Regions from separate parts of the Mus musculus genome. Here region 1 is linked to region 2. A link is a loop called in an ENCODE intact Hi-C map of the cell type or tissue named here. Cell type or tissue: heart. All regions are shown on one strand. Links, peaks and the distances in the headings refer to the core of each region. The heading gives the core; the rest is flanking DNA. Region 1 holds the start of Garre1 (granule associated Rac and RHOG effector 1). Region 2 holds the start of Lsm14a (LSM14A mRNA processing body assembly factor).

Region 1 (10,695 bases), core at 3,583-6,082, 79 kb before region 2:
TATCTAGCTCTAAGTCTACATTCAAATCTTCCCATTGCTGGCAGAGCTCTGTAAGTTCCAGGTCAGCCTGGTCTAAACAGCAAGGTTCAGACCTGCCAGAGCTCCACAGTGAGTCAGTGGGCCAAGCTGCTTGTTCCCAAGCCTGATGATCTGATTTCGATCCCAAGACCCACAAATGTAGAAGCCAAAATCCAATTCCTACAGACTGTCCTCTGACATCCACACGTATACCACAGTACTCATGCCCACACATACACACAAATAAATTTTCAAATGTAATTTAAAAAATTTTTAAAGGTGGGCTGGTGAGATGGCTCAGAGGGTAAGAGTACTGACTGCTCTTCTGAAGGTTCTGAGTTCAAATCCCAGCAACCACATGGTGCTCACAACCACTCGTGTAATGAGATCTGACGCCCTCTTCTGGTGTGTCTGAAGACAGCTACAGTGTACTTATGTACAACAATAAATAAATATTTTAAAAAAAATTTTTAAAGGAATGCCATTTTTTAAGGGGATGAATCTTAAAACTTATAGTAAATGCACAGGCTTTTTTAAGAAAACAAATGATACCAGTCAGGGCCACATAGTGAAACCCTGTTCCAAAAAGAAAAGAAAACCAATGGCACCATGAACTACAAGAATCATCTTGGAGCCGGGCATGGTGGCACATGCCTTTAATACCAGCACTCAGGAGGCAGAGGCAGGTGGATCTCTGAGTTCGAGGCCAGCCTGGTCTACAGAGTAAGTTCCAGGACAGCCAGGGCTACAGAGAAACCCTGTCTCAAAAAAAACAAAACAAAACAAAACAGAATCATCTTGGAAGTGACCCACATATGTTGGCATTAACAGGTTCATTACCTAAACTAGATATGAGTTCAAAGACCAAAAAGGGTAACAGGTGTAATTTTATAAATGGTACCATCAGCACATAGATCCCAAGGAAAGCTGCCACACATCAATGACACATCATCACTAAAGTAACCCAATTTCAGACCCCTCTAAGATCTTTCCTGTTGCCAATCCTTGTGACTGGTTGTCTGGGAGACACACCACATCACCCTTAGAACAAGACCTGTGGTGAGCAGAGGGCGGTTGGGCACATATGCTCGTAACCCCAGCACTAAAGAGGCAGAGGGGGAAAATTGAATTTTTGGCTAGCCAAGCTACATAGCCAGATCTTGTCTCAAAAAAAGACCCTCACCTTCATTTTATTTTTTCTAAAAAGTTAGCTATATTCAAGATCCATTAGCTCAGCTATGAATGGTAGTGCTGGTATATGCTGTCATCCCATCATCTGGGATGCTAAGACACAGAATTACTGAGTTCAAGGCCATCCTGGTCTATACAATGAGTACCTGGTCAGCTTGGGTTACATAGTAAAACCTTGCCTAAAAGTAAACTTTCATTATCTCAATAAAGCCAACACCTTAAGTCCCATGAAGCTTTTCCTGAGCTTTGGCTGCCTTTGATGTCACTGCCTCTTGTGCCTGTCTCACCAAATGACCAGCAAATGCCATGATGGATGTAAGCTACAGGCTCACTGTTCTGTACTGCACAGAATGGAAAGTAACAAAAATCACATTCCCACCAGGACCTGTTCTAAGGGCTTTATATTAACACAGTAAAACTACATTGTAAGCTTGGTGTGGTGGCCTGTGCTTATAATACACGAACCCAGAAATTGAGGCAGGAGAACTTAATTTGAGATCAGCCTAGGCTATACAGTAAAGTTTGGGCTAAAGAGACAGCATCTCAAAGAAAAGAATAAAAACCACACTATAACCCTCGACATTATTTCCTCTCCTATTTTCATACTGGGTAACCCAATTTTAGTGACTCAAGAGGCCAGTAAGCAGGACTAAAGTTTGACTGGTCCTTGCTCTCTGATCCCTCTATATATGACTGGATACCACAGATATTTCTTTTAAAGTTTATTAATTTTTAAAATGAAAATAATGAACAGGAAAAAAAAAAAAAAGCATGCCATTCAAAATGGTACCCAAGGCAGAGTGAAGCCAGACAGAGCATGCTGGCATACACCAGTATGATAAGGCAAGAGGATCTTGAATTTGAGTCTAGCTTGGTTGAATTTGATTCTAGCTTGGGCTAGTCAGCAAGATCTTGTCTCAAAAGTAATATTAAAAATGTTAGACTGGTTAAAAATGTACTGTTTGCACTAAAAAATGGTTTAGGAAAATTAAAGCATGTACACAACATCTTTAGAATGTAAAGCAGTATGTAGGTTAACTGGCAGCGACAGAAAGCGAACATGTCAGTTCTGAACGTATCACAAGGCTGTAAGGATAAAGGAGCATGCAGGCAGCACTTTGCAGTAAACCTGATTAGCATAGTGAGGCCGCAGTAACGCAGATACCACCATTAATTATATTCCCCAGGCTTGCTCATCTCTACAGCTTTACTCATGTCACCATCCTGTCTAAGTATCCTCTGTTCTTACAATGAGCTGGAGTCACTGACTCTCCCCACGCTATCAGCTAAGCTCAACGTTCTTCAGAAAGTTTCTCTTGACACATTCAGGTTGGCTTTCCTGCCTGAGCAGTTTGGGAAGAGCCTGTCTGTCATCACTTCCCACAGTCTGGTTAGCAGCTTTGTCACTGAGCCCAGGAGCAGTTTCAGGGGGACAAGTTAGGCTCAAAGACGACTGATGTATTAACCAGAAGGCCAATAACTACATCTATACCAAAAGGGCTAGCCCTAGCTGTAACTTTACCAAGCTTAAAGTTCTCATGGCAACACTAAAAGAAAAGTACAATGCTGTGCCCATGCTACAGTTAGATTAGACAACATCCTAAGACCAGAATCTACTACAGCACTTTGAATAGAGCTTGGACCACCTCTTTGGCAGAAACTTCCAGATGAAACTATGAAGGGTATAAGGAAGGTGGCCCCTCCCTTTGATCCTGCAAGGACTGTGCACCACCACTCCTGGTCTGGACTCATACAGAGAAACCCTCACACCGCCTAAGTTAGCTCTCTTGCACCAGCCACTCCAACTTCTACAGATATCATCCCAAACCTCTCCCGGAAACACAAGTCTTTCTTGGAGTATACAAAATTAGGTTTAAGCTTTCTGACCACAAACACATTCCAAACATGCCTTCCTTGGGGTTATAGCTGGGTCAGTTTGGCTTGAATTTAAAGTTTTCCCTGAAATTTGTCAAACTCTATTTACAAAACGTCTCTTGGCTTATGTCTGCATCTCCTCTATAGATAGCAAATTTGTATTTATTTTTTTATTTTATTCTCTGATGGTCATTTATTCAACAAATTCTCAACTGTTTCCAGAACAGTATGTTCTAGACCCCGATGATAAACACAATGAACAAAACAGGCAAAATTTCTGAAACCTTGCACAACTTTTTTTGGTGTCTCTCTCTAGGTACTTTAGACACTTCATAGACAGTCTTCTCCAAGCTGTGTCTCTTAGCTAACAATGGCGTAGATGTCTGTGAGCCAGCTAAATTCACTGGGTTACTTTCTTCCTAACTAGAGTAGGACTAGAACAGTCCCTGAGAAAAAAGATGCAAAATCTAATCAAGGTATAGGGGAGGCCAAGTATGACCTCTAATTCCAGCACTCAGGAGGCAGAGGCAGGTGGATCTCTCTAAGTCTAAGGCCAGCCTGGTCTACAGAGTGAGCTCCAGGACAGCCAGGGCTACACAGAGAAACCCTGTCTCAAAATAAAACAACAAAAATGTAGGGAAGAATACAAATGACAAGAATAATCTTAAGTCAACAAGGAAAATGAGATTGTGGGATGGCAGCTAGTAAAAACTTTAGATTCGGGCTGGAGAGATGGCTCAGTGGTTAAGAACACTGACTGCTCTTCCAGAGATCATGAGTTCAATTCCCAGCAACCACATGCTCAAAACCATCTGTAACGGGATCTGATGCCCTCTTCTGGTGTGTCTGAAGAGAGCAATGGTATACTCATATACATAAACTAAATAATTCTTAAAAAAAAAAAAAAACTTTAGATTTATCAGACAGGCCACAGTGATGAAGGATCTGCATCTAGGGGTCATTTAGAAGGAAATAAAGAATTGACATAGAGAAAGCAGAGATATGTTGTCATATGCCTATAGACCCAACAACTGGGACGTTGATGCCTGAGAATCTCAAGTTGGAGGCCAGCTTGTGTACATAAAAGACTCTCAAAAACAAACAAACAAACAACAGAAAAAGCAAAGCTGAAGTTAGGATGGAAATGTCACTCTAAGGACCCAAGGGGCAAGGAGATAAAGTGGAGACTACCTCCAAGTCTACTCTGGATGTGAAGGGAAAAACATGAATCAAGGGTTGGGGAGAAAGCATGAGGCAAGGCCTTACAAAATAGCACTAGACAGACAAGGTAAAATAGGGCAAAAAAGACCAGGTAAGAAAATAGACACTACTGCTCTAAAGTAGGAAACCAAGAGCAAGGCTGGTTTATAACAAGAATGGCTGCCCTCACCAAATATTTACAAAGTCACAGCATCTGGGGAGGTAGCTCAGTGGTACAGTACACACCTAGCATACTCAAACTTGTAAGTTCAGGCCTAAAGATGGCTCAGAGGTCAAGAGTACTAGCTGCTCTTGCAAAGGACCTGGGTTTCTTCTCATCACCCACATGATAGTTTACAAACATCTGTAACTTCAGACCCAGAGGGTCGGAAGCCCTCTTCTGGTTTCAGTGGCTTTGTATGCTCAGGGTGCAGTCTTCAGACAAAACACTCTCATACATATAAAACAAAAACAAAAATAAAAATAAGGGCTGGAGAGATGGTTCAGAGGTTAAGAGCATTGACTGCTCTTCCAAAGGTCCTGAGTTCAATTCCCAGCAACCACATGGTAGCTTACAACCATCTGTAATAGAATCTGATGCCCTCTTCTGGTGTGTTTGAAGACAGCTACAGTGTATTCAAATACATAAAATAAATTAATAACTATTAAAAAACAAAAAAACAAAAATAAATAGAATCTCAAAGTCTTGAGTTGTATCATAAAGAATGACAAAGAGGAAAAACAACTACACAAAGTGAAAAGAAAACAGAAAAAAGCAAGCAGTGACCACTAGATCAACCAACTCGGGGGCCTCACTGAACAATATCTGTAGAGAAAACGTTTAGAGCACAACTCTACACTTCAGGTTCTTTCTGAATTAATACTGAGAGAACCCAGCAATGGGTTCTTCTTACTCCAAACAAAGCAATTCCTTATTCTAACCAACATTCTTTGTCCATCTAGGAAGGTCATTTTTTTCCACTGAGGAGAAAGTCTCACAGGAAAGGGACAGAGTGGACACACAAAACCCATGGGATGTTGGAGCCTGCTAGTGACTTCCCTGGAATGCAGAAGACCTAGGAGACGCACAGCTCCTGCTATAGTAGGCTTCAAGTTCTCAACAGAAAAATTATTTAGCAAAGTATTTTGTATTTGTTTTTTTTTTTAAAGGATGCTTAAAGCATGCGGTCTTCCAAAAATCCAGAGATAATTTTAGATTGAAAAAAATCTAGGCTTGCCAAGGGAATCTGAGAACTTTTCTATCTTGGTCTCCAATGCTAACCTACGTATTCGTGTGCAAAAATAGAGGAAGATTAGAATCTCAAATGCCAGACTGAAAAGTTGCCACAACAAACTTGCACTCTTCATATGGAGTCTGTGATCTTGTCAGCAAGAAAGCAAATAAAACAGCAATAAAACCTTGTTTAATATGTATATCTTATATGTATATGTATCACACACATAAATATCAAATATAAAGAAAGTATTCTCTGAACTTGTAAAAGAAATGATCTTTTTAAAGATTACAAGGAAAAACTTACTATTTTCAAGGCACATAAAAACCTCCAAACGCACACCGAATCAAGCTCGCAAGTAGTCTTTTACAAATACATTCTTAGAACTTTAAGCCTAAAATAAGATAATAAGACAACAATGGTTACCTGGATGACTATACTGCCACTTGGGAAATATGTCTTAAAAATAAAAACAAATACAAAGGCAAGGCCTCTTGGCCTGTGTCTTTAATTCTAGCACTTGAGAAACTGAAGCAGAGAGATCTCTGTGAGCTTAAGGCCAATCTGGTCTACACCGTGGGGGTCTGTTCAAAATAAGTATGAGTAAATAAACAAATTTTTTAAAAAAGGTTAAAAATGTTAAAGCAATTATGAGAAGCAAACACAGATGTAATTTTCTACAACAGTGCGTTTGAGGTTTCCAAGCATATCCACAAGGAGAAAAACGGAATGTTACCTTTGACCCCCATTTGTAAATTTAGCCGAAGACAATAATCAAATAAATCCTTTTTGCCACAAGTGTTTTTTCTTGTGACAGGGACAATCAAATATTCATTAGAGTTTGGATAAATTATGGTACTCGATGTTCTACTACAAAACCTCTAAGAGTGACAGTATATATATCTGCACTTACTGATGTCACCAAAATGTTAGGAGCGGTTGTCACCGAGTCGCCGTGGTCATTTTCCCTCCTGACACTTTGTATACAGTGGCGAGTGTTTTTTACAAGGACAGAAGAATGAATCGCTTTCATAATGGCAACGGGTGGGGAAGGGCAAGGACAATCTATTTTCAAACTGGGGGCTCCCCAGGCTGATCGTTTCCCAGGCAATTTTGGTTAAAGTATAAACAAAATTCTTATCATGCCAAACAGGCATGCTCTTTTTCCCCTGCTCCACGAGGAGCAGGAAGACACACCCCTGACCCCGGCGCTCGCCCGACGGGTGTGGGTCCTTCCTCAGTCCTAGCCCAGCCTCGGCCCTCCTCTGACCCCCGCCGCGCCCACGGGCTCAGAGGGAGCCAGGAAGGGGCGCGCGGCCGGCCGGGGAGCCGCGGGGCGGCCTGAGGGCAGCGGCGCCCGCCTGTGCCCGTGGACCCAGGTCGCCCACAGGCCGCCAGCCCCGGGCGCACGGCGCCCCGAGCTTCCGGGAGCGGATCCCCCGCGGCGGCCCAAGGCAGCCGCGTCCTTCAGCGCCAACGCGCCCCTCAGGGTCTCGTCCCGGGCGCGCGCCGAGAGGCCCCTCCGGGCTTCCGTCCGCCCGGCCAGCGCCCGCCGAGCCCGGCGTCCTCCACAGCAGGCGGGCGAGGGACGGCGCCGAGGGAAGCGGCACCCCGCGAGCTCGCCTCGATGCCAGTCGCCCTTGCGACCCGCCGCCCGCTACCCCTAGCCAGTCCCCGCCGACCCGAGCCCGCTGGCGACCGTACCTCACCTGCGAAGCGCCCCGGCTCCGGCGCACCGCCCGGACCGGCTGTGTACACCGGAAGTGACGTCGGCGGGCGGCCCCGCCCCCGCCCCAGGCGGTCGCTGCGGTTTCCCCGGCCGGAGCCCACCCTCCCCTCGTGCTGGATGGGCGGCGGCGAAGCTCTGCGTTCCCTCCCTGTTTCCAGACCTAGTCGGAACCCTGCTGAGGGGCTCGGTTGCGTCCTCGCGTATTTATCATTGAAATTAATGATAGAACCATTGATCGCTAGACATCACACCTGACAGACGATGTAGGAGCGGGATAGTACTAGCACCCTCAGGGATTGCTTCGTGAGCGGTGCCAACAGAATACTACTGTCACAAATCACTGTAATGATGTAGTGCCATTTGTGGCAGATGGTAGGAGGGGAAAGTAGAAGAGAGAAGGAGAGAGTACCCCGACCCAATGGAAGTGGATGTCCAGATAATTACCCTCCGGGTTAGATCAAGAGCTAAGATCCCTAAAAGAAAAAGGAAAAAAAAAAAAAAAAAAAAGGAATTTTAAAACAAAACCTGAGGAGGACTACATGACAGCACACAGCAAAACACAAATAGGCGAAAGGGACCCGAGATCGTAGCTCGGAGATAGAGTACTACTCAACTTGTCAGGGGCACATATTACAGCCCCAGGGTTTTGCAATGAGAGTTTGGGAGGTTAAGACACATGTTTTAGGCTGGGAGTGGTGGTGCATACCTTTAAGTCCCAGTCACTCAGAAGACAGAAGCAGGCAGATTTCTATGAATTTGAACCCTGCCTGGTCTACATAGCAAATCCAGGGCTAGCCAAGGCTACATAGAACCTGTCTCAAAAAAAAAAAAAAAAAAAAAAACCACACACACACAAAAGGTGAATAATTATCAAATGTTTCATTGTCAGAAAACTAGAGAAGATAGGATTTATCTAAGAACATTCCAAACTCCCTGTTTTAAACAAGGGCTTATTTGGCAGTACTTGGGAAGCTGTCAGGATTGCCCAGACTCGAGGTCTGAAACCCGGAGGCAGGAATGGTTGTATCAGGCTGAAATCCAGTTTAGTGGTAAAGCACTTACTTAGCACAGGACAGGCATTGGGTTCACCCTCAGCATTAGGGGAAAGTATGGATGTAGATTTTGATGCAGTATTTGAAAACAACAAAATCTTTCAGGACTGGGTTGTGCTTGGCCCCAGATCCTAGGGTGCTAGAGACTCAGTGATCATTAAAGGTCCACCCAGGTCAGGGGCTACAAAGTTGACGTTCTCACAGTGATAAAGATGAAAGACATAAACACTTAGAGGAGTAACTGAAATGAAGGCAAATTTATTACAGAGAAATAAAGAAAAGTTAAAAAAGGGTGGTTGTGGGGCTGGTGAGATGGCTCAGTGGGTAAGAGCACCCGACTGCTCTTCCAAAGGTCCTAAGTTCAAATCCCAGCAACCACATGGTGGCTCACAACCACCCGTAATGAGATCTGATGCCCTCTTCTGGAGTGTCTGAAGACACCTACAGTGTACTTACATATAATAAATAAATAAATAAATCTAAAAAAAAAAAAAAAACGGTGGTTGTCTGAGTCTCTGTCTCAGGCCAGCCTGGTCTACAGAGTGAGTTCCAGGACAGTCAGGGCTATACAGAGAAGAAACCCTGTCCAAAAAAAAAAAAAGGTGGTAGTAGTAGTGGTATACACAGGGGGGAAAAAAAAGTAGCACATTTACTATGTTCTGGGGCCTGGGCAATGGCTCAGTGGTTAAGAGCACTGGTACTTCTGGCACCCACCTGGTGGTTCACAACCATCATTACTCCAATTCCAGGTGATCTGATACCCTCTTCTGACCTCCTCAGGCACCAGGCACACATACAGGCATGTAAAGCACTCATACACATAAAAGAAAATAAATCCATTCAACAAAATAAAAACATATTCTATACAGAGTGAGTTCTAAGACAGTCAGGGCTACACAGAGAAACCCTGTCTCAAAAAAACAAACAAACAGGACTGAAGAGGTGGCTCAGTGGTTACGAGCACTAAATGCTCTTCCAGAGGACCTGAGTTCAATTCCCAGCATGCCAAAGCTGCCTGTAATGCCAACATCAGAGGATATATCCCCTTCTTCTTCCCTCGAAGGGCCCTGCATGTGCAACACATGGTATATATTCATATACATACAGGCAGAGCATCCCTATACATAAATTTTAAAAAATTAAAAATCATCCTAGGCTATGTGGCAGTTTGAGGCCAGCCATGAGACCCTGTATCAAGAAACCAAAAATAAATAACTATAAAGACTGGAGCAGAGTCTCTAAAATGCGTGGTGATGCCTCAAGTTGTTAAGGCACTAAAGCAGAGAGGTGACCAGACAGGAGAAACAGCAAGGGCCCTGAGATCCCAGGGCAGGCTGCAGGCCAGCACTTCAGAATGGAGCCTTCCTCCTCAGTGACTTACTTACCCCAGCTTTCTGAGTAAGGCAGGGGGAAGCCAGGATTCTTTGGGGGAGGGGTGACTGTGCAGAAACTGAGCACGGCAGACAGCTGCTTACTGGATATTGTCATCTTGCTGGCGTACACAAAGGTGAGGGCAACGGGCTTTGATTGGCCACTCTGTGTGTCTGTCTGACTGTCTGTCTGTCTGCCTCTCTCTCTCTCTCTGTGTGTGTGTGTGTGTGTGTGTGTGTGTGTGTGTGTGTGTGTGTGTGCGCGCGCGCGCGTGTGCATGTGTATTGGTACTGGGGGCTTCTACATGTTAAGCAAGCCTGTACCACTGAGCTATTTTCATCTAAGTTATCCAGTAAGTACTTGAGCTTGTGATCCTCCTGCCTCAGCTTCCTAAATAGTTGAGATTATAGGCCTGTACCTCCAGCCTGGTTAAAGCTACCTCTTAATCATAGGCTCTCTTAGCTATTGCTGTTGGCCCCAGCGGCTATTAGACCATGACACAGAATCCTCCAGGGAGCACACTTGATAAACATCAGTTGGAACTTTTACTCTTCCCCCAACTATTGGAGACCTCACGCACCGTCAAGCTCTCTGCTACTGGGCTATACCCCCAATGGCTATTTTACGTTTTTGGTGCTGAGGATGGAACCCATGGCCAAACAGATAGTCAGCACACTTTATATCATTGAGCCACACCCCGTGTGGTGTTTTGAATATGCTTGACCCATGGAAACTATTAGGAGGTATGACCTTGTTGGAGGAAGTGTGTAACTGTGGGGGTGAGCTTTGAAGTCCTATGCGCAGGCTCCACCCAATGTGGAAGAGAGGGCCTCCTCCTGCATAACATCTGCCTGCACACTGCCATGTTTCCCACCATGATGATAATGGGCTGAACCTCTGAACCTGTGAGCCAGCCCCAACTAAATGCTTTCCGTTATAAGAGTTGCCTTGGTCATGGTGTCTCTTCACAGCAGTAATACCCTAAGAAACCCCATGACCCTGGTTGAAAAGTAGTTCTTTCCCC
Region 2 (10,695 bases), core at 4,425-6,924:
AGACAGCAACAGTGCACTCATATACACAAAATAAATAAATATTTTAAAAAAGAAAAAAAATTATGTGTATCGATGCTTTGCCTGCATGTATGTTATGTTATGTGTACCACACATAAGCAGCCCCTTGGAGGCCAGAAGATGGAGTCAGATCCCCAGCGTCTGGAGTTACAGATGACTGTGAACTGCCATGTGAGTGCTGAAATAGGAGCCCAGGTCCTTTGGAAGAACAGCCAGTGCTCCTACCCTCAGAACCATCTCTCTAGTCCCAAACATTTTAATTTTAAAAGAATAACACAGGAGGAGTTGCTAAACTGGAGGAGCTGCTAAAAGCAGATGCTGAAAACACCATGGCCCAGATTATCTACAAACACACTTAAAAAGTGACTGTCAATGTCATTTCAGATTGCCCTTTAAGACTTCCTGACATTTAGTTAGGTTGTTAGGATCAAAGGCCATGAAACTTATCTGGGTTTCACCTTCTAGAAGGTAGTTAATTTATAAAAACTCTAGCAGAATACAAGGGAAACCAACCATTACCAATCCAGATTAGGCTTTCACCTTCTTATTAGTGTGGGTGGATTCAATTTATTACCCAATCTGGAACATTAAAAGAGCAATGCTTTTAATAATGACATTAAAACAAGCATAAATGAATTCTATACCATACAAATGTTAACTAGCCAAAATATCAAAAGAATTATATAGTTCCAGCTATATGTAAACTATATGTCATAGCCATGTAAAAGACCTAAATCATAATACAAACCATAAAAGCCAAGTGAATCTTTTACTTAAGTTAAAGATCTAAATAGTCTCTGCCATATACAAAACCAGTTTTAGAAGCATTATAGACCTAAATGTGAAAAAGCAAAATAAAATACATTCTAAAAAGATAAAAGTATTTCCATAGTACTGAATTAAGGAAAAGTAGGTTATTAACAGGAATAAAGAAAAAAAAAAAACAAAAAAAACAAAAAAAAAAAAAACCACACCACCCACCTAGCCCTCCAAGAAAAGCCTAATAAACATGCCTAAATTAAAATAAAGATCTATCTACAATAAGAAACCACTACATAGAAAAAGACACTTGCAATAAATACATCCAAAGGATGTGTTATTAGAACTCAAAACTCCAGAAAATGATGTGGGAAAGTAAGTGGTAACTTCCAAGGCACTTAAGTAAAGATGAACATCAAATGGCTTAGATAAGGAAATACCTCCAAAACTCACTAGCTGACAGAGAACTAGGGACTAAAACCACATTCATGAGACTGAAGTAGTTAAGAGCACATCTGACTTTCAGCACCCACATTAGGTGGCTCAGAACGACCTGTAACTCCTGCTCCAGAAGTATCCACACCTCTGCTCTCTGTGGGCACCTGTACTCAAGTGAACATACCTTCCTCCACACACACCCAATTAGTAACAAAAATAAACAAATAAAAAATACACTGAATTGCCTACCCATCAAACTGGTGAGAATTAAAATATATGGCATATATGGCATTTAGTACTATGACTGGTGAGACATATGGAACAACTAGAATTCTTGCTGTTGAAAATACACATGCATAATCACCTACTAGAGAAAATTACTTTGCATTACTTAGTAAAGACATATTTCCCTATATTCCTACAACTCAAATTCTAAGTATGTGCTTCCCCAGAAAATTATTTCAACACATCAGTGCATTCAAACATTAATTTTCCTAAAAGCATTGTTCTCAATAGCCCCAAACTGTAAACAAGCTAAGAACACACACACTATATATATATATATATATATATATATATATATATATATAAAAAGTATCTATACAAAGTTCAAACTGTTGCGCTCTTAACAGCTGAACCATTTCTCCAACTCTTTGGGGCTGGGGAATGGCTCAGGATTAAGAGCAGTAGTTGCTCTTTCAGTACTCACTATCACTTGTAATTCTAGTCCCAGAGGATCTGAGGCCTTTTCCAGGCCTCAATGGGCCAGACACGTGTGTTGCATAGACATACATGCAAACAAAACATGCATACACATAAAATAAAAATAAAGGTAAAAAAAATAAAGTTACTTTGTGTGCATTTGTGCAGGTCAGAGAACAATTTGCTGTAGTTGGTTCTCTTTCCACCATATGGATCCTAAGAATTAACACCTAAGGCAGACACCTTATATAGGCTTTAGTCATTCCTCTAGTCCCCAACTTCTAATTTTGAAAGATGAAGTGTTAAGTACTGGACATTAAGGAGAAAAAAGTATATATCGATACATGGATTAAATAACATTATAAATTAAATGCTCATAATTTATTATGAACCAATAAGATGCCCAAAATTTTACTCTAATAAAATATTTTGTTGGAAGAGACATATTTTTAAAAACTTTGGGTCACAAATCTTTTGAAGGTTAAGATATAAAAGGATAGGTTTACAATTAATATTTAATATATTCAAAATCTTTAAAGCGGGCTGTGATGGCAAGTCTGTAATCATGGAGATGGAAGCAGTGTAACATTCAAGGCCTAAGAAGGGCACACAGTGAGACCCCTACCTCAAAAGCCCAAAAGGTTGGGCATGGGCTTACACCTCTAGTACCAGTACTTGGAGGGCAGAGGTAAAAGGACCATTGACAATTTAAGGTCAGTTTGAGTTATATAGTGAGTTCTAGGACTGCCTGGGTTATTGGCAAACCAAATGACCAACAGACCAACCCAGGGGAAACAGAAGAAAAAAGAAATCTCAAAAATATGCTGGCTTAGCTTTTAAAGAGCATAAACTACTCTTCTACCAGAGGACCTGAATTTGACGACAGGTGGTTCTCCAGCTGGTGTGTGTGTGTGTATCTGACACCTATGGCTTCTGCCAGTACCAGTACTCACATGCACTTAGCACCACACAGACCACACACATATGAATAAAAAATATTTTTTAAAAAGTTATTAAGTCTGGCTCATGCCTTACAATCCTAGCACATAGGCGGTGGCTAGAGGACTAGGAATTCAAATTGGAAGCTGGCAGATCAATATTTCAAAGTCATCCTTGACGAAAGCCAGCCCAAGCTACATGAGACCATGCAAAGAATAATCCCCAAACCTCTACAAAAACACTTCAGCGAGAAATACTGTTCTCAACCAGTGTGTAGAACACCTGGTGAGAGCTTTACCCACCCTTTAATAAAGTCATTAAAACTAACACCATCAAGCTGTTTAAGGACATCACAGTCAACTCTCATTTGTTTTTGAGGCAGTGTCTCACTCGGAAGTTTTGGAACTCTCTAAATTGATGAGGGTTGCTTGGAACTCAGATCCACCTGGCACTAATCTCCTGAACGCCGGCACCAAGGCCCGTACCACCAAGCCCAGCTTCACACTATTAGTCAAGGCTTCAGTAATTACTAAGGAGAATCATACATCCTTAAGTATAGTGAACATCTACAAAGATGAAAGCAGGTTCTTTAAGAGGCAATGTGTTACAAAACTCCATAAGGCAAAGAGAAAGTTATGGGGTAGTTCCTGGAGTCTCAGTTTTGGCCTTCTTTGAGAGGGTTTCATGTGTACCAGGCAGATCTTGAATGCCTGACCTCCTGCTTCGACCTCCCTGGTGGAATCACAGGCATGCACCACCCACACTCGGTTTTTCTCACTGGGGAGCCAACCGGGTTTTATGCATTTAAGCATCGACTGAGATGACCTAGCTGTATTGCTTTAGCAGCCCTGATTTTGCATATCGGGGACTACAGGGGAGTGTCACAGCACCAAGCCTCATACTGCTCTTTAAAAAGCAGACTCCTTGACTTTTCAGTGTTTGATTCAAGGATTTTTTTTTTTAAGTAAATTGCCAAAAGTTATGTAAGTATCACAATGCAACTGTGGAAAACATCACCCTACTCTTTTATAGTGTCCCTTTTTTAAGCTTTGTTTTTGTGGTTCTGGGGAGGGAACCCAGATCTCCCACTTGCTAGAGAAGAGCTGTCAATCAAGCCACACCCCTACCCCCTATTAGGTATAATTCAAGAAACTGAAACTGTTAAAAGAAGCATCTATAAAAAATGCTTTTAGATTTAGAATCTTGCTATCCCTAGGACCTTTTTTCCTAGCATACTTAGTTCTTAACAATTCTACTAGGTGTGGTAGGAAAATAGACCTCCCTGGTATCAGAAACTGTTATAAGACTTCCCCTAGGATCAGAAACTCAAGTTTATTTTCTTTGTGCCTTCCTGTCACTAGCACGCGTGAACGGAAACAAAACCCACAAATTGACTGTATCGACTGTACAGACTATGGGGTTGGGGTAAGTAGGGGGGGATCCCCTTCCACACAACTTCCTCTCCCCAAGTACAGCGGAGTCGGTCAGCGCCCCGATAGTACTCGCTCTGAAGTGTGTACAAGAGTCCCGGATCATCAAAACTTAAACTTTCCTTTCTACCAGGGTTCCAGAAAATTGGCCCATGGGGACAGCAAGCAAGCATTTTAACGCGCACCCTTCGGTTGCATAAGAATTCCGGCATAACAGGTAACAATCACAGAGGAGACAAACGGGATGCGATCGACTGGACGGTACGAAACGGCCTTTCGAGATCACAAGTCTGCGGCGCAAACCCAAAGTTTGGAGCACACTCCTTAGGAGTTCACTCGACAACCGTCGCCACCGACCCAGACGAAGAACGCTGAGAAAATGGGTGCCCGAGGAATCAACACATCCGCATTCATCTCGAGGTAGGCGTCAAGATTCTTCGACTCCTCCGGCTTTGTTCGGCGCTTCCGAAGAAGGAACGACCGAATTTCGGTCTTGGAAGCCGCGAACCTGGGTGTGTTCTCCGGCTGGTTCCCGGGACTTTAGCATCGCCCCGCCCCGGGCGCCGCGCACTCGTTCCCCGGATGGAAGGCGCGGAGCTTCGGGGGAAAGGAAGCAGCCCGGGGAGCCCGGGGAGGCCGCAGCCCGGCCCTTGTCGCTTGGGGGCCGGGAGGGAGCGAGGCCCGTGAGGACCGCAGAGGGAGAAGAGCGCGAGGGCGGCGGGGCGCTCTACCCGCGCCCCCCAAAACCCCGAGGCCCGCCCCGCCGTACCTTTGGCGAGGGCTACCGTGGAGTTCTCGGTGTCGATGGTGTAGAGGATGCCCTCGTAGCGGATCTCCGCCTTGGAGATGAGGCTGATCTTGCTGCCGATGTAAGGGGTGCCCCCGCTCATGGCGCCGCCGCCGTCGCCCGCCGCTCGCACTCAGTCAGATCCCGCGCTGCGCCCGCCGCTCCGCCCGCCCGCCCGCTCGCTCGCTCCCTCCGTCGGCGCCTCACAGCAGCCGCCTCAGAACCAACATGGCGGCCGCGCCGGCTCCGCTTACCCTCCCCCAGCCTCCCGCCCTCAAACCGCGGCGCGGCGGCGGCGGCGGCGGCAGCAGCGGCGGCGGCGCAGGGCATGCCGGGAGGGCGAGGCGGCGTGCTTTCTCGCGAGACTCGCCGAGCTCACGGACGGTCCCGGGCTCTTTCCGCGGCGGCCCAGAGCGCTTGGCTTGCGCTCCCGACGTGGAAGGTTTTCACGGCACCTAGATGTCGCGGGAAGACTAGACGAGGGCCCATCCCGCCTGGTGATGCTGACTGCGGCCTCTGCCATTTCTAGGCGGGCTGCACTTTGGTACGAGCCCAGAGTCTTTGTAAGCGGTCGCCTCCCAGCTCCGGAGCCGCTCTCCGCGGGCCACGGAACTCTCACTGTAAACGCCAGAGCAGCCATCTTCGCCTGAGGAGTCTCACACTCCAAGGGCTGCCGCTCCGGGAGGCTCTGGGACTCTGTCCCCCAAACTGAGTCCAACCCTTTTTATGCGGCTTGATCCGTGTCCTAGCTTTCAAGATGTTCCCGGTCACTAACTATGCAAGAAACACCAGTCCAAGTGTTTCTCTGCCGCTTTGATCACTTAATGTCAGCTCCACTTTCTTAATAACGATCATCTCTCCGATCGGATACCAAATTGGCATCTTAAAACTTTGCATCCAGAGATGTAACTCTTCGGTTTTACTCCAAACTCGTCCCTCTAGCTTGTTCTCGGAGGTAACTATGAACCGGGAACGTTTGCTTAGTAGCTAAGACCCCAGTCCTGGATTGTCTTACACCTCCACACCTGTCCTAACTATAAATCTTGTCTGTTCAGGCTGGACCGTCTCCATCCGTACAGCTCTATATAACGCCTCAGTTACCCTGGCCAGAGTTGTTGGCAGTAGCTCCCGAAGAATTCTATTTCTCTTACCCCTACTAGGTTTTTCTTAACACAGCAGTCAGGGGGAATCATGTTCAAGTAGCAAGAGATTTTGGACTTTTGTTCAACTCAAGATAACATCCGTCTACTCAGTGCGCTCCACAGGTTACATTTTACACAAGGTGAAAACCAGACTTCCTAGTTTGGCTTATGAGGGCATGGATGATTTAATTTGTTGTTACACAGCTCCATACTGTTCCAAGCATCCCTTCTTCTCACAGCTTCCACAGTTCATTATACTCTGCTCAAAGCTGCCCTAAGAGGTGATGTATTTACAAAACTACAGTAGATCTCGCTTTACACCCCTCTTCTTGCCTTGCTCCCTCCCTACCCCCCATCGCATTTGTCTATTTAGTCATAAGTGTTTGTCTCCCTTCTTGGCTAGAATGCAAATATTTTGAGGAAGGGTTTCTGGTTTTAGACACTGTTTGCATCATCCTTGGGGCCAAGTGTAGCAACCGGCCCAGGACAGCTGCTCGGTAGACATTTGCTGCAAGAGTGAACAACTGGGATAAGAGCCGAACACAGGCAGCAAGTAGGATGTCTGGTGCGCTGAGCCAATGCATGGTGATTATCTGCGTGTTCCGGGAAAGCAGGAGAGAAGATTGATGAGCTGAGCTGTGACTGGTGCCCAGTGGCTTCAAGGGGGTCCCTGCTTCAGCATACAGTCATTATTTGGTGTGCAAATCTGCGTTTGGAGTCTTCCCTTTGTAGGTCTCAGACCAATGTTGCCTTCTCTTCCATAGTGAACACATTCTTTCCCTTGTCAGTTTCTATAAACTGATGATACCTAACTCTCAAATTTACATCTCTCACATCTCCTGGCTTCACACATACCAACCACATCACTGCCATCTCTGTTGGGTTTATTCCATGGTGTTAGCTGGTGATGGAACTAGCTGTACTCCATGTCCCAATTACATAGTACATTTAATTGCCAATTTGATAATTTCTCCGTTACTGTATCTATTCTCCTCTCTCCCCATCACCCCCAACAAACTGTCTTTATTCATGGTTCCTAGGGTCTTCTGGGGCCCAAGGTTTGTGTCTGCGATGGTTTGAATGTGTCTCCCAAGAATTCATGTAAAGTTTAATCCTCACTGGGGCAATATTGAAAAGTGGTTGTGGGCCGGGCAGTGGTGGCACATGCCTTTAATTCCAGCACTTGGGAGGCAGAGGCAGGCAGATTTCTGAGTGCGAGGCCAGCCTGGTCTACAAAGTGAGTTCCAGGACAGCCAGGGCTACACAGAGAAACCCTGTCTCAAAAATACAAAAAACAAAAAAACAAACAAACTAATTGATGGGGGAAGACCCAGCCCATTGTGGGTGGAGCCACCTCTGGGCCGGTTGTCCTATGATCTATAAGAAAGCAAGCTAAGCAAACCATGGAGTGCAAAGCTATAAGCAGCACCCCTCCATGGCCTCTGCATCAGCTTATGCCTCCAGGTTCCAGTCCTGGCTTCCCTCAGTGAGGGAGTGTTACCTAAAAGTGTAAGGGAAGAAATTCTGACGCCCCCAAGTTGCTTTTTGGTCGTAGTGTTTTATCATAGCAATAGTAACCCTAACCAGGAAACACGCAAAATCTTTTTTGTTGTTTTGAGACAGAGTCTATATAGCCCTGACTGTCCTGGAATTTGCTGTGTAGCCCAGGCTGGAACTCAAAGGGATCCATGTGTCTCTGCCTCCTGAATACCAAGAAAAGTCATTTGGCACTACACCCAACTAGGCTATAATTATCAGTAATTTTATTTTTAAATATAAGGTCCACACTTTTTTAAAGTGACCTGTGTGTGGTGCTGGGCATTGAACCCGCGGCCTTATATGTGCATGCTAGATAAGTACCACTGAGCTAATTTCCAAATTCTTGATTTCAATTAGTCTTGTACTTATCTTTTTAAAAAGATTCCTTTTTTATTATGGGTGTTTGTACAGACATATATATGTTATATATGAAGTATGTGCAGTGACTGTGGAGGCCAGAAGGGGGCGTTAGATTCCCTGGGACTTGATTTACAGATTGTTATGACCCACCATGTGGTTGTTGGGAACTGAGCCAGGTCCTCTGGAAGGGCAACCTTCACTGTTGAACCATCCCTCCAGGCCTTTCTTGTACTTACCTTAACCAGCTATTCATCCCGGTAAGTATAGTCTTTTTCAGTTCTAGAAATAGGCAGTTAGGTTATTTAAATTTAGGTAGGTATATACCACACTGGTAGTTCCAGCAGTTGGGAAGTAGGAGAATTGTGAGTTCCAGGCCTGAGCTACAAAATGAGATCCCGCTGTCTCAAGATAACAAAACAAAACAAACAAGATTGATTTTCTTTTCCTCCTGAAAACCTACACGTTTTTGCCTATGTTGTCTATCTAATGCTCCAGTTCATTAACACATAATAAATACATGTGAGGTCATTGTTAATTCTAATATTGCAATCGTGTAAATTACATTTTCTTCCTTTACAACTATGCTAGATACATTATTTAAAAGAACTAAAGTGATTGGAGTCAATATTTTTATCAGAGAGGACAACCCTATTCCTTTCCTAGTCAATAGGATGAGTGCAGTTGTGTGGCTTTCCCTGGGAGAGATGAACAAAAGCCTAATCCTGCCAGGCAGTGTTATCCACAGACAAGTGTAGCTCATGAACAAATGGGTCCATTTGGCTTACTTACAGGGGCACAGTGAATCAAATTGTTCCCAGCTCCTAGAAGTTGCATCCAGTTGCTCCCTACCAGAGCTTCAGGCAGCTACTCAGAAGGCATTCCCCTCAGCAATTACTGACTGTGATAGAATCTTGGGGAAAGGCCTTGTGAATCTCCTTACTTTCTGAGCTTCCTGAGACATGTAAAATTCAGGAGCTTCCTGAGATTGTGTGCTTAGTTTTGGGAATCTTCTGAACCCTCTCTCTTCCACAAAGGAAATAGTTATGCAACAGAAGTTGATTGCTTAGGTCTAATTGGGAGTTGAACTGAGAAGGGTGTGATAGCAGGTGGTGATGTACACCTGTAATCTGCCTTTGGATTGGAAGCAGAAAAAAATCTGAGGTCTCTGCTAGCCTGGGCTACACAGTGAGACTACCTAAAATGAAAAAATAAAATTTGGTGGGTGGGTGGTCCAGTAGTTAAGAACACTTATTTTTGTGAGGACCCAGCTTCAGTTCACAGCCCCCATGTGACAGCTAACAACATTCCACAACTCAGAGGGCACCAAGCATGCATGTGGTGCATAGACATACATGGAGACAAACATAAAATACATCAAAAAAATTTTTTTTGTTGTTTTTGTTTTTTTCGAGACAGGGTTTCTCTATATAGCCCAGGCTGTCCTGGAACTCACTCTGTAGACCAGGCTGGCCTTGAGCTCAAAAATCTGCCTGCCTCTGCCTCTGCCTCTGCCTCCCCAATGCTGGGATTAAAGGCATGCACCACCACGGACGGCTTAAAAAAATTTTTTTAAGCCTCTAAAAAAATAGACCATGTAAAATGAACTATTTTCAGCTTTAAAATTGTTTCTTAACTCACACGATCAAAATAGGTTGTGAGGAATATTTCTTACTACTGTTCTATGTTTGGTTTTTGAAAATAAATGTTTTGCCCCCAATCCAAGCATTTCAATTCCTTTCTTGTGTGCAATGTTAACTGCAAATTTCAATTGCCAGTTGAGTAGTCGTGTGTGGTGTTTTCTTGTTCCTATGTGGCAGACACCCATGGCTTTCTCATTCACCCCATCTGGGCCTCCAGTGTGGTGTAATTATCCTGAAAAGCCAAGATGTGTGAGAGCTTGGCTTGATTACTCTAATGGCACACAGTGTTTTCGAAAACCTCTCAATTCCTGAATAATTATCATTATCATATTTATGTGTTTAGCCAAAAGCTTAATTGGAAGATTCCAGAATGAAACAATGCTACACAAGGAAAAAGAAAACCTCTCAGTCATTTCTCTTTGAAAAAAAATTTTTTTTTTTTTTTTGCAGATTGAAATACAGCTGATAAATGCATGAGACTAAGCATCACATCCTGCAGAAGCAACTGCAGTGCAGGGCAACCGTTCCCAGCCTCTTCCTTGCAGAAGCAACTGCAGTGCACGGCCACCATTCCCGGCCTCTTCCCAGCTGCCTTCCCAGGGAGCAAGCACACTTAACTCTTTCTGGTGTCTCTGTCGTCATCTAGAGAACGCACATGCTATGCTTATAACACCAGCTTCTTTCTCTTTTCAAGACTTATTTCTATTTATGTGCATGTACATATTTGCGTATGGACTTGCACGTGTGTACAGGTACCCAAAGAGGCCAGGAGAGGGCACTGGATCTCCTGACCCTAGAATTACAGGAAATGGTGAACTGCCCAATGTAGGTGCTGCTGGGAACCGAACTCTACTTCTCTTTGTCCAAGTCTGGTGACCATATTGGAACATATATGAGAATAAGATCCTAAGTAACCTATTTGGGGGCTCTGTGTTTGTAGT

The links. A loop is a pair of places that touch in the nucleus more often than their neighbours do. Peaks named below come from ENCODE experiments on the same cell type or tissue, not always from the same donor. Only the 100,000 strongest peaks of a DNase experiment are listed, where the experiment ranks them.
Region 1: it touches region 2 in a loop (2.2-fold over the local background); 4 of 42 quality-filtered maps call a loop at or near these places.

The regions. Positions count from the first base shown.
Region 1 is chr7:34,306,264-34,316,958 of GRCm38, forward strand. It overlaps Garre1 (granule associated Rac and RHOG effector 1), which reads right to left and starts at 7,284. Exons shown (of 14, transcript NM_172741.3): 1 at 7,229-7,284. In heart, for the core only: CTCF peaks have their summits at 3,916 (motif pointing left) and 4,900 (motif pointing left); no DNase peak of the experiment used is centred there; H3K4me3 peaks cover 726 bases; H3K27ac peaks cover 202 bases.
Region 2 is chr7:34,384,303-34,394,997 of GRCm38, forward strand. Lsm14a (LSM14A mRNA processing body assembly factor) reads right to left here and starts at 5,403. Exons shown (of 11, transcript NM_025948.3): 1 at 5,056-5,403. The coding sequence starts at 5,176. Gm12764 (predicted gene 12764) reads left to right here and starts at 4,311. Exons shown (of 2, transcript NR_169160.1): 1 at 4,311-4,706; 2 at 10,205-10,695. In heart, for the core only: no CTCF peak of the experiment used is centred there; DNase peaks (open chromatin) are centred at 4,889, 5,439, 6,009 and 6,719; H3K4me3 peaks cover 2,310 bases; H3K27ac peaks cover 2,272 bases.